Linked DNA regions of Homo sapiens: region 1 is linked to region 2. A link is a loop called in an ENCODE intact Hi-C map of the cell type or tissue named here. Cell type or tissue: right lobe of liver. All regions are shown on one strand. Each heading gives the region's core, and the rest is flanking DNA. Links, peaks and the distances in the headings are about the cores only.

What was found. Peaks named below come from ENCODE experiments on the same cell type or tissue, not always from the same donor. Only the 100,000 strongest peaks of a DNase experiment are listed, where the experiment ranks them.
Region 1: a loop joins it to region 2, with 2.8 times the contacts of the local background. A loop is called at or near these places in 95 of 110 quality-filtered maps.

The regions. Positions count from the first base shown.
Region 1 is chr16:8,786,344-8,791,719 of GRCh38, forward strand. No RefSeq gene overlaps it. Among named protein-coding and RNA genes, the nearest start is that of TMEM186, 8.6 kb to the right of the region's middle. In right lobe of liver, for the core only: no CTCF peak of the experiment used is centred there; a DNase peak (open chromatin) is centred at 2,474; H3K27ac peaks cover 1,137 bases.
Region 2 is chr16:8,658,802-8,664,177 of GRCh38, forward strand. It overlaps a transcript of METTL22 not described here. Among named protein-coding and RNA genes, the nearest start is that of ABAT, 13 kb to the right of the region's middle. In right lobe of liver, for the core only: a CTCF peak has its summit at 2,327 (motif pointing right); a DNase peak (open chromatin) is centred at 2,350.

The DNA of each region.
Region 1 (5,376 bases), core at 109-5,108, 130 kb after region 2:
CGCCATGTTGGCCAGGCTGGTCTCGAACTCCTAACCTCAGGTGATCCTCCCACCTTGGCCTCCCAAAGTGCTGGGATTACAGGCGGGAGCCACCGTGCCTGGCCATCAAAGGGTTACTGACCTTGAAGTTCCGGTGCCTTCAACTCACCTACCTTAGGAATGTGCATGTCGGAGCTCACACTCAACGCCGACCAGGTCAAGTTGACCTTCCAAGGCTGATGGCCAGGCTGGCCGAGAGAAAGTTCCTTGAGCGATTGACAGTTCCTACCCTCAGCTAGTCCTGAGTTGACTGCACACAAGTGCACATACACTCACATCTGTCCACATGCTAATATTACAGCATCCTTCCACATCAGTGTGTATCAAATCCTAACTTTCAAGTTGTGTGATTGGGAGCAGATTCCCTTAACCTCTCCAAGCTTCAATTTCCTCATCTTAAAAACAGGCATACAAGACTGGGTGTGGTAGCTCATGCCTGTAATCCCAGCACTTCAGGAGGCCAAAGCGGGTGAATTCGCCTGAGCTCAGGAGTTTGAGACCAGCTTGGGCAACACAGCAAGACCCTGTCTCTACTAAGAATAAAATTTTAAAATTTTTATTGGCATGGTGGCATGTGCCTATAATTCCAGCTACTTGGGAGGCTGGGGTGGGAGGATTGCCTGAGCCCAAGAGATTGAGGCTGCAGTGAACTATGATTGCACCACTGCACTCCAGCCTGGGCGACAGAGTGAGACCTTGTCTCGAAACAAAAAAAAGTATACAAATAGTAAGTCTTCACTTAATGTCACAGATAGGTTCTTGGAAATGGATGGCAGGTCCTCGAAAACATCATTTCATTCAAAGTTGTCTTGTTATAACATTGTTTCTTTCAACATCTTACTATTATGATGAGGAAAAAATATTGGTTTCATTGTATGTCGTTTAACTTATAATCAGTTTCCCAAAACTTACTGATGACATTAAATGAGGATTTACTGTACCTACCTCACCCGTCTGTTGTAAAAATTATAAAGCACTGGCCGGGCATAGTGGCTCACTCCCATAATCCCAGCACTTGGGGAGGCCGAGGCGGGCAGATCACTTGAGCCAGGAGTTTGAGACCAGCCTGACCAACATGGTGAAACCCCGTCTCTACTAAAAACATATAAATTAGCCAGGTGTGGTGGCACATGCCTGTAGTCTCAGCTACTTGGGAGGCTGAGGCACGAGAATCGCTTGAACTCAGGAGGCGGAGGTTGCAGTGAGCCAAGATCGTGCCACTGCACTCCAGCCTGGGTGACAGAGCGAGACTCCGTCTCAAAAAACAAAACAAAACCAAAAAAAAATTGTTAAAGAGTCACAGTTTTCTTTTCTTTTTTTTTTTTTTTTTGAGACAAGAGTCTCACTCTGTCGCCCAGGCTGGCGTGCAGTGGTGCAATCTTGGCTCGCAGCAACCTCCACCTCCCAAGTTCAAGTGATTGTCCTGCCTCAGTCTCCCCAGTGACTGGGATTACAGGCATGCACCACCAACCCCAGCTAATTTTTTGTCATTTCTAGTAGAGACGGGATTTCGCCATGTTGGACAGGCCGGTCTCGGACTCCTGAGCTCAGGTGATCCGCCTGCCTCGGCCTCCCAAAGTGCTGGGATTACAGGCATGAACCACTGTGCCGGCCTGTTTTCTATATTCTGTCCTTCCCCTGGGGAGGCAGTGGAATGACCCAGCTCTACTGTTTTCTAGACGGGTGATCGTGGGCAAGTCACTTCAGTTCTCTGAACCTTATTCTGCCAAAAAAGGATGATTATAGTATTGCTAGCTAACATTTATTGAGTGCTTGCCTGGACTGAGCACTATTTTAAGTGCTTTTCATGTAGTAAGTCATGTAATCCTCCCCACAATCCTGGGTAGGTGGTGTTATTATCTTCACTTCACAGAGGAAGAAACCGAGGCAGAGAAAGAGGTTATACAGCTGGGAATTGGCAGGGCTGGAATTCAAGCAGGCAAGAAGTTTGGCTTCAGAAGCCATATGCTTCACCCGAACACTCTACCACCTCTCTGGGGTTCTCCAACTCAAAGTGTTGCTGGCAGATTAAATGAAATCCTATAATAATTGCCCAGCACACAGTAGGCATTTAATACATGCTGGTGTCCTTTACTGCTTCTTCTCCATGAATAGCTGAGTGTGTCTCATATATAGTTCTAAAAGGCAATATTATATTTCTGTGAGAGTTAACTTCCCACTGGTAAATATTAAATCTACTTCACACCATAGGTGCAAGCCCAGCTGAATCTGAGAGTGTATTTCAACTGTTAATCAGTAAAATGAATGTTTGTGTCCTTAGAGTTGGTATGAACATGGCCATACCTAGACGGTACTGGCCTTGCCTGATGGGACTCTAATCAGGCAAGATTTTACAATTGAATGGCGCAGGATCAAAACAAGGCCATTAAAAGTTGGACTCTGCCCGGAGTTCAAAGGGACCCTGTTGCTTTCTATTTAGGAACTCACGAGTCTTGCAGTCATAAAGCAGCAACATAAAGCAAGCTCCCAACTCTAGTTCTCCAGGCAATTCATCCAGGCTGTCCCCTGCAAGCTGCTCAGCCCACCAGATCTGCTTTGGGGAGCGCATTAAACATGGTTATGCAATGATTGGGTGGCGGATGCCATAGACATCTGGCCCTATGACAAGGTAAGTCTCATTTTTGGTAACCAGCATAGGAAGGAGGACAACAGCTACCACTGGGCTGTGCTTCCCACGTGCACACTGGGAGCATCGTCACCAGGTCCCCAGTTGATGCAGACCTCATGTGTGGATGGTGGCCATATGAAAACTGACATGTGGCTGGGCACAGCAGCTCACGCCTGTAATCCCCACCCTTTGGGAGGCCAAGGTGGGCCGATCACTTGAGGCCAGGAGTTTGAAACCATCCTGGCCAACGTGGTGAAACCCTGTCCCTACTAAAAATACAAAAATTGGCTGAGCGTGGTGGCGTGCGCCTGTAACCCCAGCTACTCAGGAGGCTGAGGCAGAGAATCACTTGAACCCAGGAGGCAGAGGTTGCAGTGAGCTGAGATTGCACCACTGCACTGTAGACTGGGTGACAGAGCGAGGATCCATCTTAAAACAAACAAACAAACAAACAAACAAACAAACAGAAAAACAGGCCAGACCCAGTGGCTCACGCCTGTAATCCCAGAACTTTGGGAGGCTGAGGCAGGTGGATCATGAGGTCAGGAGTTCAAGACCAGCCTGGACAACATGGTGAAACCCCGTCTCTACTAAAAATACAAAAATTAGCCGGCGTGGTGGTGGGTGCCTGTAACCCCAGCTCCTTGGGAGGCTAAGGCAGGAGAATGGCTTGATCCCCGGGAGGCAGAGGTTGCAGTGAGCCGAGATCACACCTGTGCACTTCAGCCTGGGCGACAGAGCAAGACTCTGTCTCGAAAAACAAAAAAATAAAACGGACATGCTCCAGACCACCCTAGGCATCTAAATTATTTACATGGCCACAGCATGGCAGGGAGACGGGGGCAAAATCCAGACAAGAAGGAAAGCCACTTGACAAGGGACAAACATGGTTAAATCACAGCTGCTTTAACTGAGTTTTCAAAGACTGCATGTTTCCTTCCATCTACTCAGCTTCTGAGTCCAGAATTGGAATTCATGGTTGAGAAACTTTCCTTTGCCTAGAAAGCTGGTGGGAGGAGAAGGGAATGGAAGAACAGACTGTTTATTACAGCGTTTTTCTTCATTTGCTAGGATGAATGATGTGCTCATTATACCCCTCTCACCCTCAATCCTCTCCCGGGGGTAGCCACTCTTCACAATTTGCAATGTATGTATGTATGTATGTATTTGAGATGGAGTCTCACACTGTAGCCCAGGCTGGAGTGAGATGTTGCGATCTCCGCTCACTGCAATCTCTGCCTCCTGGGTTCAAGCAATTCTCCTGCCTCAGCCTCCTGAGTAGCTGAGATTACAGGCGTCTGACACCACCCCCAGCTAATTTTTGTATTTTGAGTAGAGATGGGGTTTCACCATGTTGACCAGGCTGGTCTCGAACTCCTGACCTCAAGTCATCCACCTGCCTCAGCATCCCAAAGTGCTGGGATTACAGCCACTGCACCTGGCCAACATGTACTTTTTAAAAACACAAATAAGATCACACAGAACTACACTGTTCTGTGACTTGCTTTTTTTTTTTCACTACCTACCTCGTGGTCTTTTCCACAGATACAGTACAATCTCACTCTTTTTAAAGGTTGCATGTATACTACAATATTAATCTACCAACATTTACTTAACCATGTGGCCTACTAATGGAAACTTAGATTATTCCCAGTTTTTACTTTTCTTATTTATTTATTGAGACAGGGTCTCACTCTGTCACCCAGGCTAGAGTGCAGTGGCACAGTGATGGCTCACTGCAGCCTTGAACTTCCGGGCTCAAACAATTCTCCTGCCTCAGCCTCCCAAGTAGCTAGGACTACAGGCATGTGCCACCATATCCAGCTAATGTTTTATTTTTTCTTTTGTAGAGATGGGGTTTCACTATGTTGACCGGGCTGGTTTCGAACTCCTGGTCTCAAGCGATCCTTCCACCTCAGCTTCCCAAAGTGCTGGGATTACTGGCATGAGCCATCATGCCCGGACTAGTTTTTTTGCTATTGGAAATATTTCAGTCAACATCCTTATATGTACACTTCAGTATTTCTGTTAGATTATTGCTATATTCTGAATGTTTATGTCACCCCCAAATTCATATGTTGAAACCTAATTTCCAATGTGATGATATCTGGAGATGGGAACTTTGGAAGTGGATTAGGTCATGAGGGTGGATCCCTCATGAATGGGATTAGTGCCCTATAAAAAATTTCAGAGAGCTCCCTCACCTCTTTTGCCATGGGAGACCACAGCAGGAATAAGCCTGTCTACCAACCAGGAAACAGGCCCTCCTAGACAATGAACCCGCTGACGCATTAATCTTGGATTTCCCAGCCTCCAGAACTGTAAAAATTAATGTTGCTTGAGCCATCCAGCCTACGGTATTTTTGTTACAGCAGCCCAAGTGAACTAAGACAATCATGTTATAATTGTTGTTAAAGGGGGCAACTGCCAATATATCTACCACCCAAATCTAAAGACAACTCCCATTTTCTGAGAAGCTGCTTTGCCATCTATTGTATGGCTTTGGGTGATTCTCAAAACTTGTAGTACTGTGGAATAACCTGGGAAGCATAAACAAACAGATGCCCAGGTTCTACCAGATTCAACAAGGGTTGGGCACACTTAATGTTTTTTTTGTTTTTTGAGACAGGATCCCGCTCTGTCACCCAGGCTGCAGTGCAGTGGCGCAGTCTCAGCTCACTGCAACCTCTGCCCCTCAGGCTCAAGTG
Region 2 (5,376 bases), core at 203-5,202:
AGCCCAAATCCCTTTGCAGGGCCCACAAGGCCCTCCAAGGCCTGGCCCCTGCCTCCCTTCCCAGCCCCATCTCATCCACCATATTGAATCCTCCCCACTCCGAGAATGCACCACTCTCTTGGCCATGTGCCTTAATGCAACCCCTCCTCACCCTCTCAAACCACCCACCCAGCCCCTCTCCCCTGCCCCTTCTTCCACAAAGCCTTCCCCAGTGTCCACAGCCCATTTAAAACTTGGTGTGATAATCAGCCAGGCACGCTGGCTCACACCTGTAATCCCAGCACTTTGGGAGGCCAAGGTGGGCAGATAACTTGAGGTCAGGAGTTCGAGACCAGCCTGGCCAACATGGTGAAACCCCATCTGTACTAAAAATACAAAAATTAGTTGGGCACAGTGGTGTGCCCCTGTAGTCCCAGCTACTTGTGAGGCTAAGAAGGGAGAATTGCTTGAACCTGGGAGGCAGAGGTTGCAGTGAGCCAAGATTGCGCCTCTGTACTCTAGCCTGGGCAACAGAATGAGGAAAAAAAAAAAAAACGAACAAAAAAAACTTGGTATGATAATCATCCATCCTTCACCAGATCATGAGTCCTGGAATGACAGAGCTGGCATCATATGAATTGCCCAGCCTGACCCTCCCAGCCATTCTGCAAATATCTACCAAGGAGTGTCCACATGCTGGATATTTATGAGGTATTGGGAGGCAGCAGGGAGCCAGGCATTACACCTGTCTGACCTCACGAAGCCTACATTCTAGAGGAGGCAACCTGCAATAAACAAATAAATGCAAAATATAATGTCAGGTAGTGTAAAGAACCACAGTCCAAAAGCTACAAGTGAGGCAAAAAGGTGACTGCATGCTAGAGCCATCAGGACAGTGCAGCACTTGTGTATACAATTGATTAAATTGATTAGGGCGCAAGGACTTCGCTTTTTTTTTTTCCAGACAGCGTCTTACCTTGTTACCCAGGCTGGAGTGCAGTGGCGCAGTCTTGGCTCACTGCAGCCTCGACCTCCTGGGCTCAAGCGATCCTCCCACCTCAGCCCCACCAAGTAGCTGGGATTACAGGCACAAGTCACCATACCCAGCTAATTTTTTGTATTTCTTGTAGAGACGGGGTCTCACTATGTTGCCCAGGCTGGTCTCAAACTCCTGAGCACAAGCCATCCTCCCACCTCAGCCTCACAAAATGCTAGGATTATAAGTGTGAGCCACCACATCTGGCCACATTTTTCATTTCTGTTGAACTGAAATCATGTGATGCTTTTCTCTTCTGTCTAGTAGGAAAATCACCCCAAAGGGTACAGTGATTTTTGCCCTGTAGGACATTAACTGACTTTATGTGTAACATGGCCTGTTTTTGTTTTTGTTTTTGTTTTTTTGTTTGTTTGTTTTGAGATGGAGTCTCACTCTGTTGCCCAGGCTGGAGTGCAGTGGTGTGATCTCAGCTCACTGCAGCCTCCGCCCTCTGGATTCAAGCAATTCTCGTGCCTCAGCCTCCCAAGCTGGAACTACAAGCGCACACCACCACACCTGGCTAATTTTTGTATTTTTTTTTAGTAGAGATGGGGGTTTCACCATGTTGGCCAGGCTGGTCTCGAACTCCTGACCTCAAGTGATCCGCCTGCTTCGGCCTCCCAAAGTGCTGGGATTACAGGTGTGACCCACTGCGCCCAGCATAATATGGCAATTTTATCTCCTCATTTTTCCTACTTCCTAGAAGAATCCCTGTTTTTCGAATTCTCATTGGAGCCAGCTTTGTCATTGTGCCTAGGCCCTCATTAGTAAAGTAAATAAGACTTTTAATACATACTCACTACTGACTTTAAGATAATTATGTTTTAATGGTTTGAGAATTATAGCCTTGGCAGTGTTGGTAAGTACTAGAAAGAACAATAGAGCCATCGGGGGCTGGAAGAGTGTGAATGAGGGCGGTCGCTGCTTCAGGTGGGGAGATTGGGCCGGCAAGTGGGCAAGTCTTGGAGGAGGAGGAGGAGGAGGAGGAGGAGGAGGAGGAGGAGGAGGAGGAGGGGGAGGAGGGGGAGGAGGGGGAGGAGGAAGAGGAGGAGGAGGAGGAAGAGGAGGAGGAGGAGGAGGAGGAGGAGGAGCTGTGCTGAGTGGGTGAGCGGATGAGTGAACGGAAACCCAGAGCTACCAGGGATCCGGACTCTGGCCCGACCAGTGGGGAAGACAGGTGATGAGTTTGGTCTTGGCTTCAAGTCTCCCAAAGGGTCTGGATGTCATGTTCTCCTCCCCCAGGTTCCGCGGCTTGAGGGAAGCAGGGCCGTCAGGCACCTTGCGTCCCTGCTGGCCCCTGGCAGGATTCTCACCACAAGGTGGTGCCCCAGCCTCATGAATCCAGGGCCAGACGTGCCAGAAAGGAATCCAAGGTAATCATCAGTCCTGGCAGCCATGCCAACGTGTGGGTCTACAGTGACTCTCGGGGGACCCTAACTAACCTGCTATACATTGTACAGCAGCACGTGAGTTCTGAGAGCCGCCAGTACCCAGCTAGCCCCAAACCCGAATTCAGATAAAACCCGCCTTTATTAAGAACTTACCGTTGGCCGGGCGCGGTGGCTCACACCTGTAATCCCAGCACTTTGGGAGGCCAAGGCGGGCAGATCACGAGGTCAGGAGATCGAGACCATCCTGGCTAAAATGGTGAAACCCCGTCTCTACTAAAAACACAAAATATTAGCCGGGCGTGGTGGCGGGCGCCTGTAGTCCCAGCTACTGCGGAGGCTGAGGAGGAGAATGGCGTGAACCCAGGAGGCTGAGCTTGCAGTGAGCCGAGATTGAGCCACTGCACTCCAGCCTGGGCGACACAGCGAGACTCCGTCTCAAAAAAAAAAAAAAAAGAACTTAAAATTGATCTCATTTATCTGCCCAACAACTTTGTACTCATATTATTTTATTCTATTTTATTTTATCACTATTATTATTATATTTTTGTAGAGACAGGGTCTCACTATATTGACCAGGATGATTTCGAACTCCCGGCCTCAAGCAATCCTCCCACTTTGGCCTCTCAAAATGCTGGAATTACAGGCATGAGCCACTGTGCCCAGCCTCCTGTACCCATTTTAGGGACACGTAAGCTAAGGCTCGAATCTTTACAGAGGCTGTCTGAGGTCACAGGACTCAGAAGTAGCAAGAATGGGCTTGGCATGGTGGCTCACGCCTATAATCCCAATACTTTGAGAGACAGAGGTGGGAAGATCACTTGAGTCCAGGAGTTCAAGACCAGCCTGGACAACATACCAAGACTGTCTCTACCAAAAGAAAAACAATCAGCTGGGTGCAGTGGCACGTGTCCGTAGTCCCAGCTACTCAGGAGGCCAAGGCAAGAGAATTGTTTGAGCCCAGGAGTTTGAGGTTACAGTGAACTGTGACTGCACCACTGCACTCCCGCCTGGGCAATAGAGCGAGACTCTGTCTCTAAAAATAAAAATAGCAAAGAAGTAACAAGAGGTGGGATCTAACACCGGTTCTGTCTTTCCATTGGAAACCCAGAGCTCTTTCCATGACCCCTGCCCAGGGTGAATATTGTTTGTCTGAAGGAATCCAGGAGCCTTGTGGATTGGAGCTTATGCTGTGCCATTGTCTTTGGATGGATTGAAGGGTTTGACATGCCAGGGCTGGGACATGATGACAGTCTTATTCTGCCTGCCTCAGGCTTCAGGAAACAACTGCTGTTAGAGCCATGTGGGAGCGTTTCTTGGGGGTGTTTCTTTGGAGCGTTTCTTCTAGACCAGGAAGGTGACAACCTTCACAGTGGGATGCATGGACTGGTGGTGGAGTTTCCAGCTTCAGAGCTCACCAAGAAAGAGCATGAAGCTGATGGTTTGGGTCCTGGAGACAGGGACAAAAGGAACAGAGCCTTCCCCCAGCACCCCTTTCCACTGGAGGTTCCTCAGAGGCAATAAAGCTTGATGGTTAGAACATGGCACCTGGCATCTGAACTCAAACCAGCCCGAACACTCACCTCTCTGAGCCTCAGAATCCTGGTCTGTAAAATGCGCACACTACTAGTACTTACTTCTCAAAGTTGGACTTGGTAATGTCTGTCAAGCACCTAACATATAACAGGGCAAGGAAGAAAAGCTCAAGCAATGGTAGCCATCACCAGGCGTGGTGGCTCACACCTGTAACCCCAGCACTTTGGGAGGCTGAAGCGGGTGGATCACCTGAGGTCAGGAGTTCGAGACCAGCCTGGCCAACATGGTGAAACCCCGTCTCTACTAAAAATACAAAAATTAGCCGGGCATGATGGCAGGCGCCTATAATCAGCTACTTGGGAGGCTGAGGTAGGAGAATCACTTGAACCCGGGAGGCAGAGGTTACAGTGAGCCAAGATTGCACCACTGCACTCCAGCCTGGGTGACAAGAGCAAAACTCCGTCTCAAAAAAAAAAAAAAAAAAAGGTAGCCAAGCCATCATCATCATCATCTCCCTATTATTATTAATCTCTGTTGCATTTCTATTAACTGTGTGTCTTGGGAGAATGGAAATTCCCCAAGTAGGCGTCCTGCTCAACAGTTAATGATGGTAAAACAGTCTCACTTGCCTAACCACTTCGCCTAAGTGTTACTTGACTGACAGGGTGGGTTATTTTGGGGAGAAAAAAAATCAGTCAAGCTCTCGAGTGCACCGTCCCTGAAAGGTTTCTATGACAACACATACCTGGATGTTCCAGTGGGAGGGTCACCTGGGGAAGAGTTCAGAGCTAAAATCAAGAGGGGGCCCCACCCAGGTGGGGGCCCCACCTGGAGGCTGGGGGAGGTCCTCCCACTCCTCCTATTTTTCTGCCTGTGTTTTCCCAGCCCTGACTCTGTATCCCTTTTAAACCTCTTCACAGCCCTGTGGGGTAAGTACTATTATTCTTACATCCATTTTACAGATGAAGCAACTGAGGCTTGGAGAAATTAAAGCTTGCCCAAGGTCAGTCTGCTGATCACATCTTGGATCATCTTAGACCTTTCTGGGTTTCATTTGTCAGACTAGAGGAGTTACACTAGAGTGAGGTTTCTCAGTCTCAGCACTGCCAACGTGTTGGGCTCAGTAATCCCATGTCATAGGAGACTGTCCTATGCATTGTAGAGCATTCAGCAGTCCCCTCGGCCTCTACCCACCGGATGCCAGGAGCACCTCCCTGTCTCCCACCCCCGACCACAGTCATGACAACCAAAACTGTCTCCAGCTGTGGCTAGATGGCCCCAGTTAATAACCACTGGGCTAGGCAATGATCTTTCCTCTTTCCTTACACTTGTGCATTCTAAGTTTTTTAATTTTTTTTTTTTTTTTAGATGGAGTCTCGCTCTGTTTCCCAGGCTGAAGTGCAATGGCGTGATGTCGGCTCACTGCATCCTCCGGCT